2 separate regions of the Homo sapiens genome follow, and region 2 is linked to region 1. The links are chromatin loops, found by intact Hi-C in ENCODE. Cell type or tissue: CD4-positive, alpha-beta T cell. All regions are shown on one strand. Each heading gives the region's core, and the rest is flanking DNA. Links, peaks and the distances in the headings are about the cores only. Region 1 holds the start of LOC105376631 (a long non-coding RNA gene). Region 2 holds the start of IFTAP (intraflagellar transport associated protein).

Region 1 (5,380 bases), core at 280-5,279:
TTCCCATTCATTCCAATTAGTGAAAAAGCAATCATTTTCCCATGTAAAATTAAAGCTTTAGCAGGCACCTTTCCTTGCGAAGGCATGAAGCTGAACACTTTTAATTTAAGCCAAACAAGAGCATTAAGAAGATGTATTCCTTTAGAGCTATACTCCATCAGGGGCCTTGAATGCCAGTTATTGGCTTTTTAGCCAAAGTAAAAAATCTTTCTGCTATTGTTTTTATGGATCACTATTAAGAAAAGAATAGCAGTTAGTTGATTATCAAGTTTCCTTTGGTGCGGGCAGAGGGAGGAGGAATTATAGTCTCATGTCGTACATAGCAGTTGCATTCGTTTGCTTGGGCTGACCTAACAAAGTCCCACAGACTGGATAGCTTGAATAACAGAAGCTTATTTTCTCACAATGCTGGAGGCTAGAAGTCTGAGATTAAGGTGTGGGCTGGGTTGATTTCTTCCGAGGCCTCTGTCCTTGGCTTGTAGATGAGTATGTTCACAAGGTCTTCCTCCATGCATGCCTGTGTCCTAATCTCTTCTTATAAATTCAACAGTCATTGTAGATTAAGGCCCACCCTAATAACCTCACTTTAGTTACCCCTTTAAAGACCCTGGCCTTAGATACAGTAACATTCTGGGGCACTAGGAGTTAGGACTTCAACATATAATTATAAGAGGACACAATTCAACCCATCACAGGTGCCTTGAGCATAACTTACACTGGAGCACCATGTAAGTTTTAGTGAGAAGTGATGGAAACTAATTCATGCCAGTAAGAACGAAAAATGAGTAATAATAATAATGAATACAAGAAAGAAAGAAAATGCTCTAAGGCAGAAATGCAACCCTGCTTCAGAAAGGGACAGGAACTAAAAAAAACTCCTAAGCTACATTTCCTCTCACTGCTTCCTCTGCAAATAGGCTTATTCTCCCTCCACAGGTATGCTTTCTTTTTTTCCTCATTCCATAAGATAGAAAATGGTCCCCACTCTTTCGAGCTTGCATAGAACAGGCCCTGCCATTTATCCAGACAGACTGGAAAGACTTCAGTCCTGATTTCCAGGCAACAGAATCGGATTGCCCCAGCCTGGGTTAGGTGTTCACCCTGATCCAATCAGTTACAACTAGGTGGCACTGTGGCCACCTATTTTAAACATGGCTGCTTTGGGCTCATCTTTGTGAATTGGGATGATTCACTTGGAAAAGGAGATACAGATCTATGATCACTGGCCTGTAAGTAGGCTAGATGCTCTAAACTTGTCACTATGTGGGTAAAAATATTTTTTTTCTGCATGTCCCATTCTTTCTTGTTAGACTTCAGCACCTATTTCTTCTGCTAACTAGCTTAGCTAGATATTTCTCTTCTTGAAGCATAGACAATAGGTAACTATAGCAACTGGTTGTACAGGTAATTGCTATAAAACATTGCCCAGGGGTTAGAAAGCCATGGAGACACTGAACCCTACATTCGACTGAGGCATTAGTTCACAGCTAAGGTGAGTTTCTTGTCTCCAGAACAATCAATGTTTTACCTTTAAAAATAAAGAAAAGTGTGTGCACCACAATTCTGCCTGAAAGCTCGGGCATTGAAGTGGGCCCAGGAGGTGCAATTTCAAACAAGACTCACCTTTTCATCTTCCAGGTCCGTGACTTGGTTAGGTCTCAGTTGCCTCTAATCTTCTCCTTTGTCATCGTGGCTTCAGCTGTCCAGCATTTCCAGGGACAGGCTAATGAGGAAAGACACAGGTCAGTAACATCACCTTTAGATCTAATAAGACAGTATTCCCTCAAATGCAGTTAGCTCATCCTCAAAGGTCCAGCCAGCATCATAGGCATCCTGGAATCCTTCAGTTCCTGTTGATTTCCTCCTTGTCTATTCACTGTCACCTGGAATTCACAGACACAAGGAAAATATCCTTTCCTCTCATCCCCTATTTTAAACCAAACATAGCATTGGAGTGACTTACTTTAGAATGGCTAAGATAAAGAAACAGACATCATCCAGGGACTTATGGGCTCATGTCTTCCCTTGACAAAAGAGTTTGGGAGACAGCTCAGTGATTAAGCACATGGATCCAGGAGCGAGGCTACCTAGGCTGAAAGTCCAGCTCTGTCACTTTCTAGCTCTACCTTCAGCATGTGATTAACCTCTCTGTGCTTCTTCAGTTTTCTCAGAGTGGCTAAAATGATTAAATGAGATAATATACGTAAAATGCTTAGAACTATGTAATTTATTGTTATTTGGGTATTTTTTTAACTTCATTTTATTTTTGAGACAGAGTCTCACCCTGTTGCCCAAGCTGGAGTGCAGCAGCATGATCCCAGCTCACTGCAACCTCTGCCTCCCAGGTTCAAGCAATTCTCATGTCTCAGCCTCCTGAGTAACTGGCATTACAGGTGTGCACCACTACCCTCGGCCAATTTTGGTATTTTTAGTAGAGACAGGGTTTCGCCATGTTGGCCAGGCCAATCTCAAACCCCTGACCTCAAGTGATCTGCCCGCCTCAGCCTCCCAAAGTGCTGGGATTACAGGCATTGAGCCACTGCGCCCAATTTATTGTTATTTTTATTGCTACAGCTATAATATAAAATCTTACCTGAAGAACCACTAAGGGTTGGACTATGGCAAAATGTAGGGAAGTTCCTCTCCTCTTACTATTCAGGGCCATCCTGCCTCCTTTTATTGCATTCTCCTACCATTCAAGCATTTGGGAGCCTCATGCAAATTTCCCCTACCAGCAGCACACACCCAGATCTCACTCCTATGGTAACAGCACTCTCTAGATCTTGTCTTTTACCCTTCCCTTACCTTCATTCCCCATTCTGTTTTCTCATCACAAGGTCAATGTCCAGTCCTTATCACCAATGCACACTGTCATCACCAGTAGGAGTAAAAAAGAAGACAGAACTCCTCAGGATCCCTAAATGACCAAAGGCAAAACCAAGGTTAAATAATGAGATTGATCCCTGAGGCAATGCTAGAACTTATCGAGAGCTCCAGAACTCAGAAGGCACAGTTCCTTTCCACAGTGCCACAGGGCCAGCCTTGTAGCTCAAAGTTGCTTGTAGCTGCTTTTTCAACTGAGCATCTGCCTCCTCATTGGTCTTCCAGCTCTTGATTGGCCTCACTTTAATCCACCTTTGACACTTCCATAATCTTTCTAAAACTCAAAATCTAATCATGTCACTCTTCTACACCAGACCCTTAATGCAATGTCCTAAATGCATACTGCCATCCCTGTCCTTCACACATACCTGGGTGAAAACCCATCATACTCATTTGCACTTATTTATTTACTTATCATTGCCATCCCCCCCCCCAATAGATTATGAGCTTCTGGAGATGAAGGATTCTGTCTATTCATCTTTGTATTCCCACTATCCAGGAGAATAGAAATTATAGTTCAATGGTAAGTGGCATGGTTCCAAATCAAATTATCAAAATATCATAGGAGTTCAGAGGTGAGAAAACAATCTAGAACACTTAATACAAGTCCTTTATTTACATGCATTTCTCTCTGAGAAAAATACCCTCAATATCTTCTGTTCACTGTCTTACAAGTTTTTTCTACTTTTTGTGCCATAACTCCCACCCATCCCTGTCTACAGCCATCTATACAATTGGTCATGCCAATTATACTAAGTATCTCCTAAAGCTGTCCTTTACCTTCTAGACTCACTACAATTATCTCAGTTTGGGTCCCCTTACTCTCACCTGGACATTGACATCAGCCTCCCTTTTTGGTCACATGACAAATTCTTTCTCCAATCCACTCACCCAACTCTTTCTAAAATAAAAATTTTTTTTTTCCAAGACAGAGTCTTGCTCTGTCACCCAGGCTGGAGCACAGTGGCGTGATGTTGGCTCACTGCAACCTCCACCTCCCAGGCTTAAGTGATTATCTTGCCTTAGCCTCCGGAGTAGCTGGGATTACAGGCGCCCGCTACCACGCCCAGCTAATTTTTGTATTTTTAGTAGAGACGGGGTTTCACCATGTTGGCCAGGCTGGTCTCCAATTCCTGACCCTGTGATCTACCCGCCTCAGCCTCTCAAAGTGCTGGGATTACAGGCGTGAGCCACCACGGCCGGCTCTAAAAATTTAATTAGATCACAAACCACACTCTCTTCCAGAAAAAATATTCGAAGGATCCCTATTGCCCAACAGGTATATTTTTTAAATTCTCACATGTCCCAGGAGCCCCCTTTGGCCTCTACCTCCTTTACAGTCTCATCTCCTACCACTCCACTTACCCATCAGCCTGCACTCTAGCCACGGAAAACCACAGGCCATTGGTATACTGGTCCAGGGTTTCTGTGCAGTGAGTCATTTCTTGTAAGTGAAACATCTCCATCATCCACCCCTTAACCAGTTAACCTGGTTAACTTCTACCCATTTTTCAAGACCCAACTCAAAAGACAATTCCTTCAGAAACCTTCTATGATTCCCTTCTGAAATGATCAATTACACCTTCTCTATTCACTTAACACAATATACATGACAAAGTACTCTAAATATTTGCCAGTCTATTTCTCACTTTACTGTAATATCCTTGAGGTCAGGGAACATTTCTTATGAATCTTAGCATTTCTTCAGCATGAAACCCGGTATCCAGAATAGAGTATGAGCTATAATAAATATCTGATGAGTGAGGGAGGGAGGGAGGGAGGGAGAAGGTGCTATTCTTTATATACAAAGGTGATACCACTACTATCCCATCAATAGATTATACCTTTGTATATGTTTTCCAACATTGGGAGGGTTTACATGGATACATTGCCATTCCATCATCCTTTTTACCCTGGGATCAATGATTCCAGCATGGCTGAAGGCATTAAACAGACTCTGTGCAGGGACAAAACCAACTGGCTGTACCCAAATGGAAATCCTGACCTTGACCTCCTCATCAGTATCACTCACTCCCCAGCTGATCCTTGGCCTTACCATAAGGTCAGCGTGCAGCATAGCTTGGCGTAGCTTGGGACTGAGAAATGTAAGAGCAATCTTCTTCAACCTTCAGCGAGACTGAGAGCACATGTGCAACATGTCAATGGATGAAGTTTTCCTTCCTGCCTTCCTCTAATACAGCAAAGCAAACATGGTGATGGAATAAAGTTGAAACTAACAACTTGAGTGGTTGATTAAGCTCCTCAGCATCACTCCTCTGCTAATCAACTACAAAAGCCTTCAATATACACACCAAAGTCAGAGAGATTTTGTCACTTAATTACTATAAAATAACCCCACAGGTTAATGCATGCTTTAATCTCGAAGTAGTGGCAGTAACCATTTTGTTATTTATATCAATTGCATAGTTAGAATCAAATGCAGAGATTTCAGGCCCCTTAATGTGAGATAACATCTGATTTAATAGGACAGAAATAG
Region 2 (5,380 bases), core at 93-5,092, 120 kb after region 1:
TTTCAATGTTCCTGTTTATTCTTTAAATGCATACATCATCTGGTTAAAGTGAGTAATCTAAAAATTAATTACTCACACTTGAACCATGTTACAAGAGGAGGTAATTCATCTTAGCAATAAGAAACTTTACCACTGTTTTTAGGGCCTTGAAATTATGAAATGAGCCAAAAGCAGAGCATCAAAGGGAAAACAGGTCAAAAGCCCTGTTTCAAAAATCTTTAGGGGCCTAGACTAAGCTACAAAAATGGACAATCCTCCTTATGTCTTGCCCAAGAAAATGTTTCTGTGTAATCTACAATAATCATGTTTTCACTTACGAGAAGCCACAATTCCTACAGCAACCTTAAAATGAAACCAAGAGGCGACAATAAAAACATTGCTTTAAAACAACTGTTCTTGAAAAATCCCTTTGGATCTGGAATCCATTACCACTGTATGGCTTGCCTTGTATCTCAATAACAGTCATCACAGGTGTTTGAAACAAGCAGGCCTTGGCTTTGGTGTTCCCCCCACCCAAAATGGGACAACTCTCTGATCATAATCACTCAGGCTGAGTGTAATCACCTACAGTTTTCTGAAGTGAGGGTCAATAATGTCTCCTTTTAGTTTCTATGAATAGCATTTTTCATAGTTGCTCAGATGCCTTCCCTCATGTAGGCTTGGGTAGGCCATGATATAAATAAAACACTGCCTAGATTATTTTATAAGCAGGGCAGTTTGCTGAATATACAACTGAGGGAGACAGGCTTGTTTTCATAACTTTGATAATAATCCTTCTGAGACACCATTTCCTCACCTGCTTTAATAACCCACCAGATAATTGTTGAAAGATCACCCCCTTACGAGTCTCCCAAGTAGACTGAAAATAATAACTACAAGAGATTATTTAGCAGTAAATTACAGCTGATCTACAGAAGTTCTTTAAAGCAAAAAAAAAAAAAAACAAAAAAAAAACACTACCATCTCATTAGAGTGACCAGAGATTCTAAATAGTCCAAGGAATCTTTGCAGGAGGAATAAAGATAAATTAGATAAATTATAGTATCAATTAACATTTATTGAGTGTTTATGTGCCAGGCACTGTTCTATGTGATTTACACGTGCTATCCCATTTATTTCTCAAAACAGCCCAGTGAATATATACCAAGATTATCCCCAGTTAGACAAAGGGTGACAAGAAGAATAAAATATTAACTATCTTCTGTTAATAAATTAACTACTACCAGCACCCTCATCATATATGTTTATCCAATTCTTTTAGTTCAAATGTTTATCTGTCTATACCCACTGACCTGATTCCCATATCCTAAAGCCCCTTCTCATCCTCTCCAACCTTATCAACTGCCATTACTGGCAGGTGCGTATGCACTAGACCTTATTTTTGGTAAATTTTAAAATAATCATAACTATCGTCTACTATATGCAAATCCCTGTTCTAAGTACTTTACGTATATTCAACTATTAATCATAACTGACATCAATATATGAGGTTGGTAAAATTATTATCTCAGTTTTCAGATGAGGAAACTGAGGCACACAGAGGTTACATAACTTGCCCAAAGTCATGTAGTTAGTGGCAGAGCCAGGATTTGAATCCAGCCAGTAAGCATTCAGAGTCCACACTCAGCCATTGTTTATACTGCTTTTGAAGCATATTAAGAATTAACTCTTAAAAGTCAAGAAATCTGTGCTATGTTTTGTTTCCTTTAACATTTGGTGCACAGGACATCACACTGCAAACACGGAGTGTATTCCACAACTCTCTAAGGTAAACAATAATAAAATAGAAATTTATCAAGCTTCCTTCATCTAGTAAATATTCTTTTTGTTGTAACACAAGTATGAAATTCTGAATAATTCAAACACTTCTATGCTTAGTCCCTGCTTACTTACTACAGAATTATTAAAGAATTACCCAAAAGTTCTTGGACTGGAAAGATGTGAAAAAGCCACTAACTCTATTTTCCTAGAATGAAGATGAAAAGAAGATGTGTTTAGGAACCTTCTCTGCTTCCCTAAAAGAACCCTAAAAACAGGAGTAAAAACAGTGAAGAAAACAAAGGACCTTCAAAGTGCACTCGTTAAAACCTAATAACTGTATTTCTATTACTAAATGTAGAAGTGGTAAACATCTTTAACAGGCAATGTCTCCCCTGCACTCTAGGGATTCAAAGATCCATCTTTCGGTTCTGTAAGACAGTCACGGCTTTTGTAACCTCGGTGCCCCCTTCAACCTCCCGCCCCAAGCACCTCCAGGGTCGTCAGGGGTGTAGTTTTGAGTCGCGCTCCTAAGCATCCAGACAGGCAGGACACCGTAACGACATCTCTGCCGGGAGTCCCTTCAGACTGCGGTCTCCAGGTAACCGCACTCCAACAGAAGCAGTTGTGCTTCCTATCGGGTCACCTGTTCAAAAGTCCCCAGGAGAGGCTCCAGCAATACCAGGGTAGCGGTTTGCCCGACACCGCTCCGGGCGCTGCAGCCTTCCGGCAACCCGGACGTTGGGTCGGTGTCAGCCACTCTCACCTCCCATTCCCTAGTTTTCCTCCTTTGCTCCCGTCTAGTCACTTCGCACCTTCGGCTAGTCTTTATTCACAGACACATTCCAGGAGTCCCCTCTCCCAGAGCAACAAAGACAGATTTCCAAAGCTACACATCCCAGAGAGAACGGATTCTTGGGAAATGTGGTTCTTTCAGCTGACGCATGGTGACTCTTTACGGAAAAGGACTACAATTCCCAGAAATCCTAGGGAGCATATAGTCCGTGGCTAAAACATGTCCCAGCTCCTTGGATGGAATGGCAGTAAAGGTTCTGTGGCTCTTTACTGACCTAACTCCTTGGATTTTCCTCATTCAGTCCCACTGCAAGCGTGTGGGAGGACTTAAAAAAATGCTATTCACATGTGAAGGAATCTAAATACGATGATTATATGAAGCGATCTCTAAGTCATTTTATTTTATAATTCTTTCAGACAAAAATCTACGTACCATCAGAAACTATGTCTCTGCAGATGGTAACAGTCAGTAATAACATAGCCTTAATTCAGCCAGGCTTCTCACTGATGAATTTTGATGGACAAGTTTTCTTCTTTGGACAAAAAGGCTGGCCCAAAAGATCCTGCCCCACTGGAGTTTTCCATCTGGATGTAAAGCATAACCATGTCAAACTGAAGCCTACAATTTTCTCTAAGGATTCCTGCTACCTCCCTCCTCTTCGCTACCCAGCCACTTGCACATTCAAAGGCAGCTTGGAGTCTGAAAAGCATCAATACATCATCCATGGAGGGAAAACACCAAACAATGAGGTTTCAGATAAGATTTATGTCATGTCTATTGTTTGCAAGAACAACAAAAAGGTTACTTTTCGCTGCACAGAGAAAGACTTGGTAGGAGATGTTCCTGAAGCCAGATATGGTCATTCCATTAATGTGGTGTACAGCCGAGGGAAAAGTATGGGTGTTCTCTTTGGAGGACGCTCATACATGCCTTCTACCCACAGAACCACAGAAAAATGGAATAGTGTAGCTGACTGCCTGCCCTGTGTTTTCCTGGTGGATTTTGAATTTGGGTGTGCTACATCATACATTCTTCCAGAACTTCAGGATGGGCTATCTTTTCATGTCTCTATTGCCAAAAATGACACCATCTATATTTTAGGAGGACATTCACTTGCCAATAATATCCGGCCTGCCAACCTGTACAGAATAAGGGTTGATCTTCCCCTGGGTAGCCCAGCTGTGAATTGCACAGTCTTGCCAGGAGGAATCTCTGTCTCCAGTGCAATCCTGACTCAAACTAACAATGATGAATTTGTTATTGTTGGTGGCTATCAGCTTGAAAATCAAAAAAGAATGATCTGCAACATCATCTCTTTAGAGGACAACAAGATAGAAATTCGTGAGATGGAGACCCCAGATTGGACCCCAGACATTAAGCACAGCAAGATATGGTTTGGAAGCAACATGGGAAATGGAACTGTTTTTCTTGGCATACCAGGAGACAATAAACAAGTTGTTTCAGAAGGATTCTATTTCTATATGTTGAAATGTGCTGAAGATGATACTAATGAAGAGCAGACAACATTCACAAACAGTCAAACATCAACAGAAGATCCAGGGGATTCCACTCCCTTTGAAGACTCTGAAGAATTTTGTTTCAGTGCAGAAGCAAATAGTTTTGATGGTGATGATGAATTTGACACCTATAATGAAGATGATGAAGAAGATGAGTCTGAGACAGGCTACTGGATTACATGCTGCCCTACTTGTGATGTGGATATCAACACTTGGGTACCATTCTATTCAACTGAGCTCAACAAACCCGCCATGATCTACTGCTCTCATGGGGATGGGCACTGGGTCCATGCTCAGTGCATGGATCTGGCAGAACGCACACTCATCCATCTGTCAGCAGGAAGCAACAAGTATTACTGCAATGAGCATGTGGAGATAGCAAGAGCTCTACACACTCCCCAAAGAGTCCTACCCTTAAAAAAGCCTCCAATGAAATCCCTCCGTAAAAAAGGTTCTGGAAAAATCTTGACTCCTGCCAAGAAATCCTTTCTTAGAAGGTTGTTTGATTAGTTTTGCAAAAGCCTTTCAGATTCAGGTGTATGGAATTTTTGAATCTATTTTTAAAATCATAACATTGATTTTAAAAATACATTTTTGTTTATTTAAAATGCCTATGTTTTCTTTTAGTTACATGAATTAAGGGCCAGAAAAAAGTGTTTATAATGCAATGATAAATAAAGTCATTCTAGACCCTATACATTTTGAAAATATTTTACCCAAATACTCAATTTACTAATTTATTCTTCACTGAGGATTTCTGATCTGATTTTTTATTCAACAAACCTTAAACACCCAGAAGCAGTAATAATCATCGAGGTATGTTTATATTTATTATATAAGTCTTGGTAACAAATAACCTATAAAGTGTTTATGACAAATTTAGCCAATAAAGAAATTAACACCCAAAAGAATTAAATTGATTATTTTGTGCAACATAACAATTCGGCAGTTGGCCAAAACTTAAAAGCAAGATCTACTACATCCCACATTAGTGTTCTTTATATACCTTCAAGCAACCCTTTGGATTATGCCCATGAACAAGTTAGTTTCTCATAGCTTTACAGATGTAGATATAAATATAAATATATGTATACATATAGATAGATAATGTTCTCCACTGACACAAAAGAAGAAATAAATAATCTACATCAAGTTTGACATGTTTTCCTGAATTACTTGTATGCATTTTCTTTAAGGATTTCCCCTCCCCATTATATGATGCATGAATGATGTGCCAAAGTCAGTCATTTGAACTAATTATTTGTGAGAATTTTCATGGAAAACTGGAGCCCATTGCTACTTAGTACTC

The links. A loop is a pair of places that touch in the nucleus more often than their neighbours do. Peaks named below come from ENCODE experiments on the same cell type or tissue, not always from the same donor. Only the 100,000 strongest peaks of a DNase experiment are listed, where the experiment ranks them.
Region 2: it touches region 1 in a loop (40-fold over the local background); 1 of 110 quality-filtered maps calls a loop at or near these places.

Annotation. Positions count from the first base shown.
Region 1 is chr11:36,707,051-36,712,430 of GRCh38, reverse strand. It overlaps LOC107984326 (a long non-coding RNA gene), which reads right to left. Exons shown (of 4, transcript XR_001748187.1): 2 at 2,806-2,917; 3 at 1,624-1,723. LOC105376631 (a long non-coding RNA gene) reads left to right here and starts at 1,441. Exons shown (of 3, transcript XR_931199.3): 1 at 1,441-1,492; 2 at 1,639-1,742; 3 at 3,323-3,382. In CD4-positive, alpha-beta T cell, for the core only: no CTCF peak of the experiment used is centred there; no DNase peak of the experiment used is centred there; H3K27me3 peaks cover 205 bases.
Region 2 is chr11:36,591,786-36,597,165 of GRCh38, reverse strand. It overlaps RAG2 (recombination activating 2), which reads left to right. Exons shown (of 2, transcript NM_000536.4): 2 at 2,971-5,223. The coding sequence starts at 2,998. The coding sequence ends at 4,581. It overlaps IFTAP (intraflagellar transport associated protein), which reads right to left and starts at 2,664. Exons shown (of 6, transcript NM_138787.4): 1 at 2,574-2,664. RefSeq lists an enhancer at 2,618-2,757. In CD4-positive, alpha-beta T cell, for the core only: no CTCF peak of the experiment used is centred there; DNase peaks (open chromatin) are centred at 2,415 and 2,715; H3K4me3 peaks cover 1,020 bases; H3K27me3 peaks cover 358 bases.